Linked DNA regions of Mus musculus: region 2 is linked to region 1. The links are chromatin contacts, found by Hi-C or POLR2A ChIA-PET in ENCODE. All regions are on one chromosome and are shown on one strand. Each heading gives the region's core, a stretch centred on a gene start or an enhancer-like site at or near the end of the contact. The rest is flanking DNA. Distances are from core to core; before and after follow the strand shown. Region 1 holds the start of Tbc1d10b (TBC1 domain family, member 10b). Region 2 overlaps Zfp771 (zinc finger protein 771).

Region 1 (5,850 bases), core at 1,909-4,408:
TAAAAATACAGACAGAAAGGGAGGATGCCAGCTATGGGAAGAGATGCAAAGGCAAAACATTCACACAGAGCCATTACTACAAGGACAGTGAGTATCAGGGACATTACTACAAGGACAGTAAGTATCAGGGAAGGCTTCCTGGAAAAAAAGATATCAGAAGTGCACCACAAGGAATGACGAGAGACAGAGGAAAGAAGGGGCAGAGCACTCCTGGCAGGTGGACAGGCCCAAATAACCCTACTAATGCAATACAGTCTCAGACTGCTGCTGAGACCAAAGCAACAAGCACAGCTGGGCAGTGTGGAGCCAATGTGTGGGCAAAAGAGTTCGGACTTGACCCTGTAGGAGAAAGAAGTGCCTCAGAGGTAATTCCTCTGGTATGGAAGATAGATTCTTTTTTAAATTTTGTTTTGTTTTGTTTTGTTTTTCGAGACAGGGTTTCTCTGTGTAGCCCTGGCTGGCCTGGAACTCACTTTGTAGACCAGGCTGGCCTCAAACTCAGAAATCCCCCTGCCTCTGCCTCCCAAGTGCTGGGATTAAAGGCATGGGCCACCACTGCCAGGCTCAGGAAGATAGATTCTTTTTTTTTTTTTTTTTTTTTTTTTTTTTTTTTCCATTTTTTATTAGGTATTTCGCTCATTTACATTTGCAATGCTATACCAAAAGTCCCCCATAGCCACCCACCCCTTCTCCCCTACCCACCCACTCCCCAGGAAGATAGATTCTTAAGTGTTAAAGTTATAAAGCAGAAAAATAGCACCCAGCAGAGTGCCTGACACAGGAGTGATATTCTAAAACCGAATTGTAACCAAGTTCCTCTGGACAGACTAGTATGGGGGAATGTCCCCTAGTCACATAGATAAATGTTATATGAGGGAAGCAACTCTAGTTTTGTTTCTTATGAGGTAAAAGATGTGGAGAAAGGTCCAGGGTCAAACTTAAGTTAGAGTTCAGACTGAATGTCGGTGCCCAATCAGGTTTTTTGTTTTGGTTTGGTTTTTCAAGACAGGATTTCTCTGTGTAGCCCTGGCTGTCCCGGAACTCACTCTGTAGACCAGGCTGGCCTCAAACTCAGAAATCCTCCTGCCTCTGCCTCCCGAGTGGTGGGATTAAAGGCATGGGCCATCACTGCCTGGCCCCAATCAAGTTTTGAATTTTGTTAGCTTACAAGCCCTGCCTGTATTCCTCTCCCACCCCACCCCCTGGTTCAGATCCTCAGGAGGATTCTCACACCCAGGCGCTCACAGAAGCCTCTCATCTCTAAGCTAAACCCAGCCAATTACACTGAGACTGTTTGGGCATTCCCTCCTGATGAGTGCCTTCAGTTAGTGGATTGAGTGAGTGCTCAGTTCAGAGCCGGGCTGCAGTGTCCTCAGGCGATGCTCCAGGCTGAGCTAACCAGGTACAGACCAGCAAGCAGGTTAGGGAGCACAGAAGCAATGGCCAGGCTCCAGAGAGAGAAGGAAGAAGTCAGGCTAATCACACTCACCCCCACCTTAGGAGTGACTCAGGCCCCTCCCTGGAAGGAACTAGGAAAGCTCAACTAGGGCAGGGGAGATGAGGAAATGGGGAAGAGGCCTCCCCCACCCTTTCCCTTCAATGAAAATACAAAACTGCCCTCTCACAAAAGCCCTGCCTTCAGGGTCTCTCCTCCATCAAGCAGACTTTCTCACCCCACTATTCTGCCTACAGATACCCCCCCACACCCACTGCTACTCTGAAGGCATCCCTCTTGCCCTCAGAGATCTAAGATTTCTGCCAGAATCCTCGCCCAACCAACTTTCCAGAATGTCTGGCCTTTTTAGTTAATAGTTTCATACCAAGCAGCTGGCATCTTAGCTGCTTAGTAGGTATCAGCTCATTCAATCCCTCTCTTCATAGAGGAAACTGAGGCATAGAAACAGGGACACCACTAGCTCAAGGACACGGGCCTAGGCAAGGTCTAGGCTTAAATCGAGACGACTGCCTTGATCCCTGGTCCTCAGCTCTGAAGTCATAGAAACCCCAGGATGCTCTGGGCACTGCAGCTCCTGCTAATGACTCCCTGGGCCAGGGCTGGCCAGGTGCATCCCCTCCCCGCCCCTCCCCTCCCCCTACGCGTCCCCAGGCAGCCCCCACGGGGTGCCCACTGTGTACTCACAGGCTGCCTGAGTACTGGCTGCCCCCAAGGAAACCATACTTGTCCGTCTTGCGCAGGGCCATCCCATTTATCTCCGAGTCTGAACCCATGGAGCTCACATCATCCGGCAAGGACTCCAAGGTCCCTGACATGAGGCTCACGGAGTCCAAGTAGCTCAGGGTGTCTGGGGCCTGACCCCGAGGCCCCGAGATGCCAGGTCCTAGACTGGACGTGGAGCCCAGGTCTTGAAAGTTTTCAACAGGCTCCGGAGCTGGGGTCACTGTCACCACAGCCACCGGAGTCGGAGCCGGAGCCTCGCATGTCCCGGGAGGGCCTGTGACAGGCCCTGAGGGGTCCTCAGGCACCGACCCTGCTGATGCTGAGGTCGCAGCTTCATGCCCACCTGCCACCTGTCCTACTCCACCCCGTGCAGTCACTCCTGAAGCCACTGTGGTCCCCGGCTTGGGGGCAAGCGGGGGTTTGGCAGTCAGGGCTCCAGGCGCCATTCTGGAAGGTGTCCGAGTGGGGGTCCCTGGTCCTGGGACAGGAGAGGCTCGAACCTCTTCCGTCTTTTGAGTGTCTGTCCCCAAAGCCAAAGCCACCGACGTCTCGGCTCCTGTTTCTGCCGCTGGTGCGGGGAACTCTTGCGTCTTCGCGGCTTCGGGTGAGGCCTCCAGGGTCAGCATCACTACCGTGCTGCTCGTAGCTGTCGTGGGTGTAGAGGCCGAGGTCTGTGATGATCCTGGGACGCAGGCGGGCCGAGCCTCCCCGGGGGCCACCAATTCGACTGGGGCCGAAGTGGCTGTAGTCACTGGCGGTCCCGGTTCCACCACTAAGTGCGATCCGGCCCGGGAGCCCCGGGGCGGGGGCGAAGGGGCAGCGGGGGCGCCGTGGCGGCGCGGCGGGGCCACAAGGGGCGCCGGACCCGTCTCCATAGCTGCGGGCGGCCCCTCACATCCCCCCGCCGGGGAGGCCGCAGAAGGCGCCGCCCCTCAGGCCGCCCGGAGCAGCCCGCCGGGGCTGCAGAGAGGGCGAAGGGCGCGGCTCGGCGCGCGCCGGGGGCGGGGCGGGACCCGGCGGCAGGCGGCGGGCGGCGCGCGCAGGCGGGGCAAGGGTCGACGGCGCTCGCGCCGGGGTCTCCCGGCCTCTCACCCTACTCGCGCGCTCGCGCCGCCCCCTCCCAGCGAGGGGCCGGCTGCCGACGTCGCGCCTGCGCAGACGCGGAGGAGCAGCCACTGTCCCGGCGAACTACGCCTGCGCGAGGAAAGGCCCTCCCGCACCCCTCCTTTTTTTTTTTTTTTTTTTTTTTTTAATCTCCCGCCCCCTCTATAAGACCAGGACGGATAATAGGAGAGAGAAAACTGAGTTCCTGCCAATCGATGGAAGGGTGGGTGGGGTTAGAGGCGGGAAGAGGGTGGGTACTCGAGAAAGAGGAAGTGAAGAAGGCAGAGGCAGGACGAAGAAAACAAGCAATAGAAAAGAGAGATCCTGAGCATCCAGGCCAATAAACACAACTGAAGAGAGTGAGTGACCGCAGAAGGGCGGGGAATGAGGCTGGTGTTGGGCAGTAAGAGGCAGGGACTAGGAACTTGTTAGCCAATGGAAATGGTGAAAAGGGAACCAAATTAAAAAGGGGGGCTAGGCAGTCAAATTGACTGACGGTCACGTCTATTCCTGTGATGACAGCATCAGCAGTCAATAGAAAGAGCCGAAAAATTCTTAGACTTCCTGAGATGATCAGGAAGGAATGACAACCAGGGAGAGGCGGGCTTAACTTGTGATTAACTTGTTAGCCAATGACTGTCCTTCTCCACTTTGCATAAGAGTAGAAATAGATAACATTCTCTGCTTCTAGGGCCAGGGATGCTGCCAGCAGGCGGTGCCAGAGCAAGAATAGTCAGTGACAACCAGAGACAAGCGCGAGAGGAGGTGACAACTGGGGACATCACTGAGAAGAGCCTGGAGCATCGGTGCGGCTCCTAGCCAATAAGAGTGCCGCGCTGGCCTTCTTGGGTTTCCAAAAGAGCCCCTGTTCATTCAACTCCTGAGCTGCACCACAAACCCAGTGCCCTCATCAGTACTCTCTACCTCGATGTGTCTAGTTAGACTATAGTCAGTCCTCTGAAAGACTCATCTCTCAATTCCCTATTTCAGGCAGGAACTCAGACCAGGTTTCTCTAAGTTCTCATGTACAAACTCAGCTTCTCCCCCCCCCCCCACCTCCACCCCGCCGCCGCAAACACTGCAATTTCTGAAACCCATATCCTCTGAGCACTACTTCACTCTCCCGGCTTGTGGGTGGAGGTCCCATCTCAGAACCCAAATCCATGAATCCTCAATACCATGAACCCTCCTCTTTGAAGGATTCAAGAACCAAGCCGTATTGTTATCCACTTCTCTTAGTACTCATTAGCTACTAACTACAAGACCTGACGTTATGAGTTCTAACCTTCCAGATTCTTCTTTTTTTGTTTTGTTTTTTATTTATTTATTTATTTATTTATTTTCAAGACAGTGTCTCTGTGTGGCCCTGCACGTCTGTCCTGGAACTCACTCTGAAGACCATGCTGGCCTCAAACTCAGAGATCCGCCTGCCTCTGTCTCCTGAGTTCTGAGACTAAAGGCCACCGCTGAACCAGGAACCTTCCCACTTCTAAACACTGCTTCCTCTGTTCTCATTCTCTTGAGCCCCAGGATGAGTGGACTACCAAATCCATAAGGCCACTCTCAAAATCCTAGTGAGACCTAGCTCTCAATGTCCCTATCCCTTTCTGTCTTTTGAAGCTCCTTAGTCTTGTCAGCTTACTTTCCCGCTTCCAGCTCTGACCCGGACCCGGTGAGGACCTGTCAGATCTTCTTTTCATAACTTCTCCATCTTCCCCTTTGATTCAAGTTTACTGAGAAGTCCACAAATCCCATTCCCTTTTTGGAGTCTTTCTCACCTCCCAGAATGCACTAATGAGTGGGCTCCTGCATGACGTAGCCCCCTCCGTGGTACCCATATGTGGTACCCATATAAGGCAAAACAGCTGCCAACTAAAGCCGGGAGGGGCTGTGCGAAGGCCAAGGGCAGCTGCTAAGTTTAGGGTGGCTCCTTCTCTCTTCTTAGAGACAACAGGTGGCTGGGCCCCAGTGCCCAGAAAAGAAAATGTCTTAGTGGCATTGGCATGGACTGGAGGAGGGCAAGGGAGGGAACACATTCCTCAGGACATCAGGTCCTAAAGGGAGCAGGAGGAGATGCGTACCATTGCCAGCCTGGGGTTCCTATACTGCGGTTTCCCTAGATTCCCACTGCATGGATCAGTATGGGCCACTGAGGCCCAGAACATTATGAAAGTCACAACATCAGCCAAGCTAGCATTTTCCCAGAAAGGAAAAGATACTGGTTATGCTACCTGGGAGAGGATGGCTGGGGCCTCTGTGTTTTCTCTGAGGTCCAGCAAGAAGCCTAAACCTTGCAGGGCGTGGTGGCGCACGCCTTTAATCCCAGCACTTGGGAGGCAGAGGCAGGTGGATTTCTGAGTTCAAGGCCAGCCTGGTGTACAGAGTGAGTTCCAGGACAGCCAGGACTATATAGAGAAACCCTGTCTCAAAAAAACCAAAAAAAAAAAAAAAAAAAAGCCTAAACCTCTCTTGCTTCAATCCTTTCTTTTCAAGTGCACCGATGATGTCTCTGCTTGTTGTTGCAAACCCCACAGCATTTGGTCACCAACCTTAACATCAAGCCCCAT
Region 2 (5,850 bases), core at 1,610-4,109, 46 kb after region 1:
AGGTCCTGCTCTTTGTCACTTAGGTTTTTTTATGTTGTTGTCTCCTCTGTAAAAGGAGGGTGGTGGGCTGAATACAAGGCAGCCTGTGTCTTGTCCTGTGTGGCAGGTGAGTCTTTCGTCATGAATTAATGGTTTGTGTGTGTTTATTTTTAAAGACAGGGTCTTTGTTATCCCGACTGTCCTGAAATTTGCTATGTAAACCAGGTTGGCCTTGAACTCACAGAGATCCTTCTGCCTCTGCCTCCCAAGTGCTAGGATTGAAGGTTTGAACCACTAAGCCCAGAATGAATTAAAGTTTTTTTTTTTTTTAAGGTTTATTTATTATATCTAAATATACTGTAGCAGTCTTCAGAAACACCCGAAGAGGGCGTCAGATCTCACTTTGGATGGTTGTGAGCCACCATGTGGTTGCTAGGATTTGAACTCAGACCTTTGGAAGAGCAGTCAGAGCTGTTAACCACTGAGCCATCTCACCAGCCTGGAACTAATTTTGTTGTTGTTGTTGTTTGTTTGTTTTTCAAGACAGGGTTTCTCTGTGTAGCCCTGGCTGTCCTGGAACTCACTGTGTAGACCAGGCTGACCTCGAACTCAGAAATTCACCTGCCCCTTCACCTGCTTCTTACACAGCATGCTTTCCTTCTCCTTAGTTTACTTCTAGAAGTCCAAACTGACTCATTCCAAGCTTCAGAACCTCAGGTCTCAGAGCAACATTTGGCTTTCTCTTCATAGCTTAAGAAAGTGCTTGCTTGAAAACTTTGAAGGGTCTGATCCTGGCCAAGCTGTCCCTGTCCTGGCTTCTGCTTATATTTGCCAAATGGCTGCTCCAGTTTCCTTCTGCAATTCCCTGTGAGATCTCTTCAGTCTCTAGACATTTATACACCAAAAACCTCTCATCGCCAGCCCTGGCTCCTTCCTGCGTTCCATACAGCCCCAAACAGCAGATCATCTCCTCTTCCCCCATCCTCTTCCTCCTCCTTCTCCTCAAAAAAGATTTTTTTATCATGCATGCATGATTTTTTTATTTGCCTGCATGTAGGCCTGCAGGCCAGAAGAGGGCAGCAGATGTCATTATAGATGGTATGAACCACCATGTGGCTGCTTAGAATTGAACTCAGGACCTCTGGAAGGGCAGTGCTCTTAACCTCAGCCATCTCTCCAGCCCCAGATCTTTCTTCTTACCTGGTTCCCCTCTGTACATGGCAACCCTCATCTGTGCAGTTCTGAACTTAAACATCTTAGTTACTTGGACCCAGGCATGGTGTCCCACACCTTTAATCCGAGGAGGAGAGGCAGAAGAAGCAAGCAGGACTAACCCATAGTCATTTTGAATCTCCATACCTCAAAGCCAGTTTGTTGCCATCTCTTATCTCAACCTGTAAAGTGGAGAGAGAAACCAACATCTCACTGGCTCTACTTTCTACTTGCTTCCTGGGCTTAGGCCAAGTCAGATGAGTGCAGTAGCCTCCTCACGAGGCTCCTGGTTCTGTCTTCTCCTTCATTCGGGTTCCCAAAGAGTGTGACCGTCACTTTCCTGATCAAAATTCTCAGAAATCCCTCAGTGATTCTCCATCTCATTTACACTACAGGTCCTTAAATAAGAAACCCTCGTGTTTCCTTCCTCCTGATAACTATTACAACCAAGGGTCTTCCCAGCCTTATGTGTGTCTGCAGCACTCCAGCAATTAACCCATTGCTCTTGTAGGTGGGACTCCTCCCCGGATTCAGTCCTCACAGGTCTGAGGAAATTAGGAGGCAAGCTGTCACTGCTACATTACCAGCACTCGGGTTTCGAAACAGGGGCTCCTTATGTTTTTTTTTGGTTTTTTGTTTTTGTTTTGTTTTGGTTTTTGAAGACAGGGTTTCTCAGTGCAGCCCTGGCTGTCCTGGAACTCACTCTGTAGACCAGGCTGGCCTCGAACTCAGAAATTCAACCGGCCTCTGCCTCCCAAGTGCTGGGAGGGATTTAAGGCGTGTGCCAGCTTGGCCTGGACCTCTTGATCTTCCTGTCTCATCTCTACAATGTCAGACACCTGGCACTTTTTATCTAATGCCAAATCCCCAGTGTCTCTTAACTCTATAACCTAGATCGTGCCCAATAAATTTTGTGAACACAGGTAACTATAATGTCACCTGGTGTTGTGATGTATTAAGTCATTTAAGGAATTGAGGCGCAAAGAGTGTGCAGTGTTCGAGAGACCGAGGTTTCCGCTGGGGCCTTAGGGTTGACCTGTTCTCCCTTTCCCTGCAGGTTGCCAGCCAGATGCCAGCGCCATCGGCCGACCCGGCGCGCCCCCACGCGTGCCCGGACTGCGGCCGCGCCTTTGCGCGCCGCTCCACACTAGCCAAACATGCGCGCACGCACACGGGCGAGCGTCCCTTTGCGTGCACGGAATGCGGCCGGTGCTTCTCGCAGAAGTCGGCGCTGACCAAGCACGGCCGCACGCATACGGGCGAGCGACCCTACCAATGCCCGGAATGCGACAAGCGCTTCTCCGCCGCCTCGAACCTGCGGCAGCACCGGCGGCGTCACACCGGAGAGAAGCCGTACGCATGCGCACACTGTGGGCGGCGCTTTGCGCAGAGCTCCAATTACGCGCAGCATCTGCGCGTGCACACGGGCGAGAAGCCTTACGCGTGCCCGGACTGCGGACGAGCCTTCGGCGGAAGTTCGTGCCTGGCGCGCCACCGACGCACGCACACGGGCGAGCGCCCGTACGCATGCGCCGACTGCGGCACGCGCTTCGCTCAGAGCTCGGCGCTGGCCAAGCACCGGCGCGTGCACACGGGCGAGAAGCCGCACCGCTGCGCCGTGTGCGGCCGGCGCTTCGGCCACCGTTCCAACCTGGCGGAGCATGCGCGCACGCATACGGGCGAGCGGCCCTACCCGTGCACGGAGTGCGGCCGGCGCTTCCGCCTCAGCTCACACTTCATCCGCCACCGTCGCGCGCACATGCGGCGCCGCCTCTACATCTGCGCGGGCTGCGGCCGAGACTTCAAGCTACCCGCCAGTGCCACAGCCGCCACGCCCACCGAGCGCTGCCCGGAGTGCGAGGGCAGCTGAGCCACGGCGGGGCAGCGAGGGGCACTTGGGACTGGCACCTGAATTGTTCCTTCCATGCCTGCACCTGGGTCGGGGTGCTCTGGGACTGGGAGATAGGGAATGCCATACCGGGGTCCCTAGAACCATGCCTCGTCCCCGACTACATTCCCTTGGCCCTTCTGAGTGAATAAAGTATTCTATCCTCACCTCACGATGCCTGTAAGTGAGGTGGGTGGGAAGGGGAACATTAGGTACGGAACCAAATGGGGCAATAAACTAGCCTGGGATTGGGAGACACACACCAGGCTGGCTATGCCTCAGTCTCAGTTCTGAAAAGAGCCATAAACAAGACATGTGCTTGGCTAGATGATTGTGTTTTGCAGTCTTTGAGGGTCGGTATGGCAAAGGTGAGAAATGGGGCCCTGTAAATAGATTTAAGTACTTATGTAAATATATTAGCGCCCTCTCCCCATTTAATTAACCCTAAGCCGACTCACTATACACACCTGGCTTCAACTGGGGATCCTCTGAATCCTGAGGTTACAAACATGCACCACCATAGCTAGCTCCAAACCTCATTTTATCTCCACTTTTGCAGACAGCTAGTGAACGGTACAGCAGGAACTGTGCCATTTGTCAAGGAAACTGATGACCACAGGATTAAAACCAAAACCCTTGCAGAGGATCAGGGCTTCATCCCAAGCACCCACATGGCTTAACAGCCATCCATAACTCCAGTCCTAGGGGACCCAAAGCCCTGACGTCTGACATGGTACACAGACACACACTGGCAAAACATACACATAAAAGGTAGTTTTGGTTTGTAGCGCAAGCTGTCCTTAAAACCTATTTTTTGGGGGGATTCATTTTTTGAAACAGGGTTTGTCTGTATATATATCCCTGGCTGTCCTGGAACTCACTCTGTAGACCAGGCTAGCCTCGAACTTAGAAATCCACCTGCCTCTGCCTCCCAAGTGCTGGGATGAAAGGCGTGTGCCACCACTGCCAGGCTGTCCTCAAACTTATGTCCTTTTGTCTCAGTCTCTTTAATGCTGAGGTTACAGGTGTGCAATGCAACACCGTGCCCCAAAGTGATTTAAATATCATTAGGGGATGGGATGGGGGACAGTGAGCCATGGCATGTGTGGAGGTCACAGGGCAACTTGCAATAATTGGTTTTCTCCCTCTGCCATGTGGATCTCTGGGATAGTTTGGGTCACTGGACATTGGCCTTGATGAGCCATCTCGTAAGCCTGGAAGTACTATTTGTGTTTTTAAAGTGTGTAGATTTGTGCATACTTGAATGCACGTGCTAGTCAAACCAGGAAGATGGAGTGAGATTTGGACCTAGTAGTGTTAAGACATCTGTAAGCTGCCTGATGAGGGCATTGGCAACAAGACTTTTCAGTCCTCTGCAAGAGCCTCAAGTACTAAGTATAGTCGCGCATGCCTTTAATCTCAGCACTTGGGAGGCACAGGCAGATGCATCTCTGTGAGTCCAAGGCCAGCCTGGTCTACACAGCAAGTTCCAGGTCAGCCAACAATACATAGGGACCTTATCTCAACAGACAGACAAAAAAAAAAAAAAAGAAAAAAAAAAAAAAAGACAGCAAGTACACATATCTGCTGAGCACTCTCCAGTTCCAGAAGCCATGTTTTAAGATTTGTCTAGGTGAAGGAAAAGGAGCTGGAGCTCCAGAGACAAGGCAGGGTACAGATGTGATTTAAGTGTCACCATATTCACAGTGGGGTGGAAATGTAAAACTCAGCCTTTAAAAAAAAGATTTAGTGTATGAGTGCTCTATCTACATTTACACCTGTGTGTCAGGAGAGGTTGTGAGCCACCATGTGGGTGCTGGGATTTGAACTCAGGATCTCAGGGGAGTGGCTAATGCTCTTAACCACTGAGCCATCTCTCCAGCCTCAAACTAAGCCATTTTTAATCAGATGAATTCTTTTACCTGGGGAGGCACGAAGGGTCATCAGAGGAGGCAGACAATTAACTCGTCAATAGCACTGGTTTCTCTGCAGGACCTCGCTTTTTGGGAGGCAGTCTTAGGTGTTGTCGGGACATAATGTGCCCACACACCACATAAACTGTGCATTCAACACCATCTGACTGTAAAGAAGGAACAGAAATTGGCCCTGGCCAGGGAAGAGAGGCAGGCGGTCTTTACTTGTACAAAGGGGCCAAGGAAAGGAAGCTGTACCCAAGACTTGTGGCCCATACTTACTTCCTACTCTCTTCTGCAAGTTTTAAGTTGAAAAGGCAAAACAGCAACTGTTAGTTACACTGGACAGTACCCCACTTCTCTGCAGGATTTGAGATATTCTGTCTAGCTACTCAAGAAAAATCGAGATGTTTTTGCCTTAAGTCATTTTATTGAGAGAGAAAACACTTGGGCCCAGACTTAATAAGGCCAGATTAGCACCTCGTTTTTATGTGGAAGCCTGGTCTCTCAGCTCCGAGGCAGGGTCTCCAGCCCCCACAGCCTGGTTTTCAGAGATGGTCCCACGGGGCAAGTCAGTGTACTTGCAGGCAGAACCTCGGGACAGGTGGACTGGGTAACGTTGGCGGTTGGTGTCCATTTTGGAGATTACTGCTTGAGGTAAATCCACATGGCAGCGGGCTGCTAATGCTACCAGGTAGATGAGGACGTCGCTAAGCTCCTCCTGAAGGGCTGCTCTCTCCTTTGGTGGCCATGCTTGAGGACCAGGCTCTGTATCAGACTTCCACTGGCTAGAGAGAGAACAGGACAGACACATAAGCCTGCTAGTTTAGTGGGCCTGTCTATAGCTTCAAACCACCA

Evidence for each region. A loop is a pair of places that touch in the nucleus more often than their neighbours do. ChIA-PET counts read pairs that join two places held with the same protein, here RNA polymerase II (POLR2A).
Region 2: a loop to region 1 is called in a map of left cerebral cortex, with 8 times the contacts of the local background. The contact joins the enhancer-like site here to the promoter of Tbc1d10b in region 1. A Hi-C loop is called at or near these places in 1 of 37 maps with a recorded cell type or tissue (left cerebral cortex). POLR2A ChIA-PET finds 5 or more read pairs at or near these places in 4 of 5 experiments (Patski and embryonic stem cell).

Annotation. Positions count from the first base shown.
Region 1 is chr7:127,205,310-127,211,159 of GRCm38, forward strand. It overlaps Tbc1d10b (TBC1 domain family, member 10b), which reads right to left and starts at 3,159. Exons shown (of 9, transcript NM_144522.5): 1 at 2,141-3,159. The coding sequence starts at 3,054. It also overlaps a transcript of Mylpf not described here.
Region 2 is chr7:127,251,557-127,257,406 of GRCm38, forward strand. It overlaps Zfp771 (zinc finger protein 771), which reads left to right. Exons shown (of 3, transcript NM_177362.4): 3 at 2,249-3,316. The coding sequence ends at 3,061. Dctpp1 (dCTP pyrophosphatase 1) reads right to left here. Exons shown (of 3, transcript NM_023203.1): 3 at 5,403-5,780. The coding sequence ends at 5,480. Among named protein-coding and RNA genes, the nearest start is that of Dctpp1, 6.2 kb to the right of the region's middle. Within about 2 kb of position 2,860, at least 1 of the 3 ENCODE cell types and tissues checked has a DNase peak (open chromatin) inside an H3K27ac peak, as active enhancers do.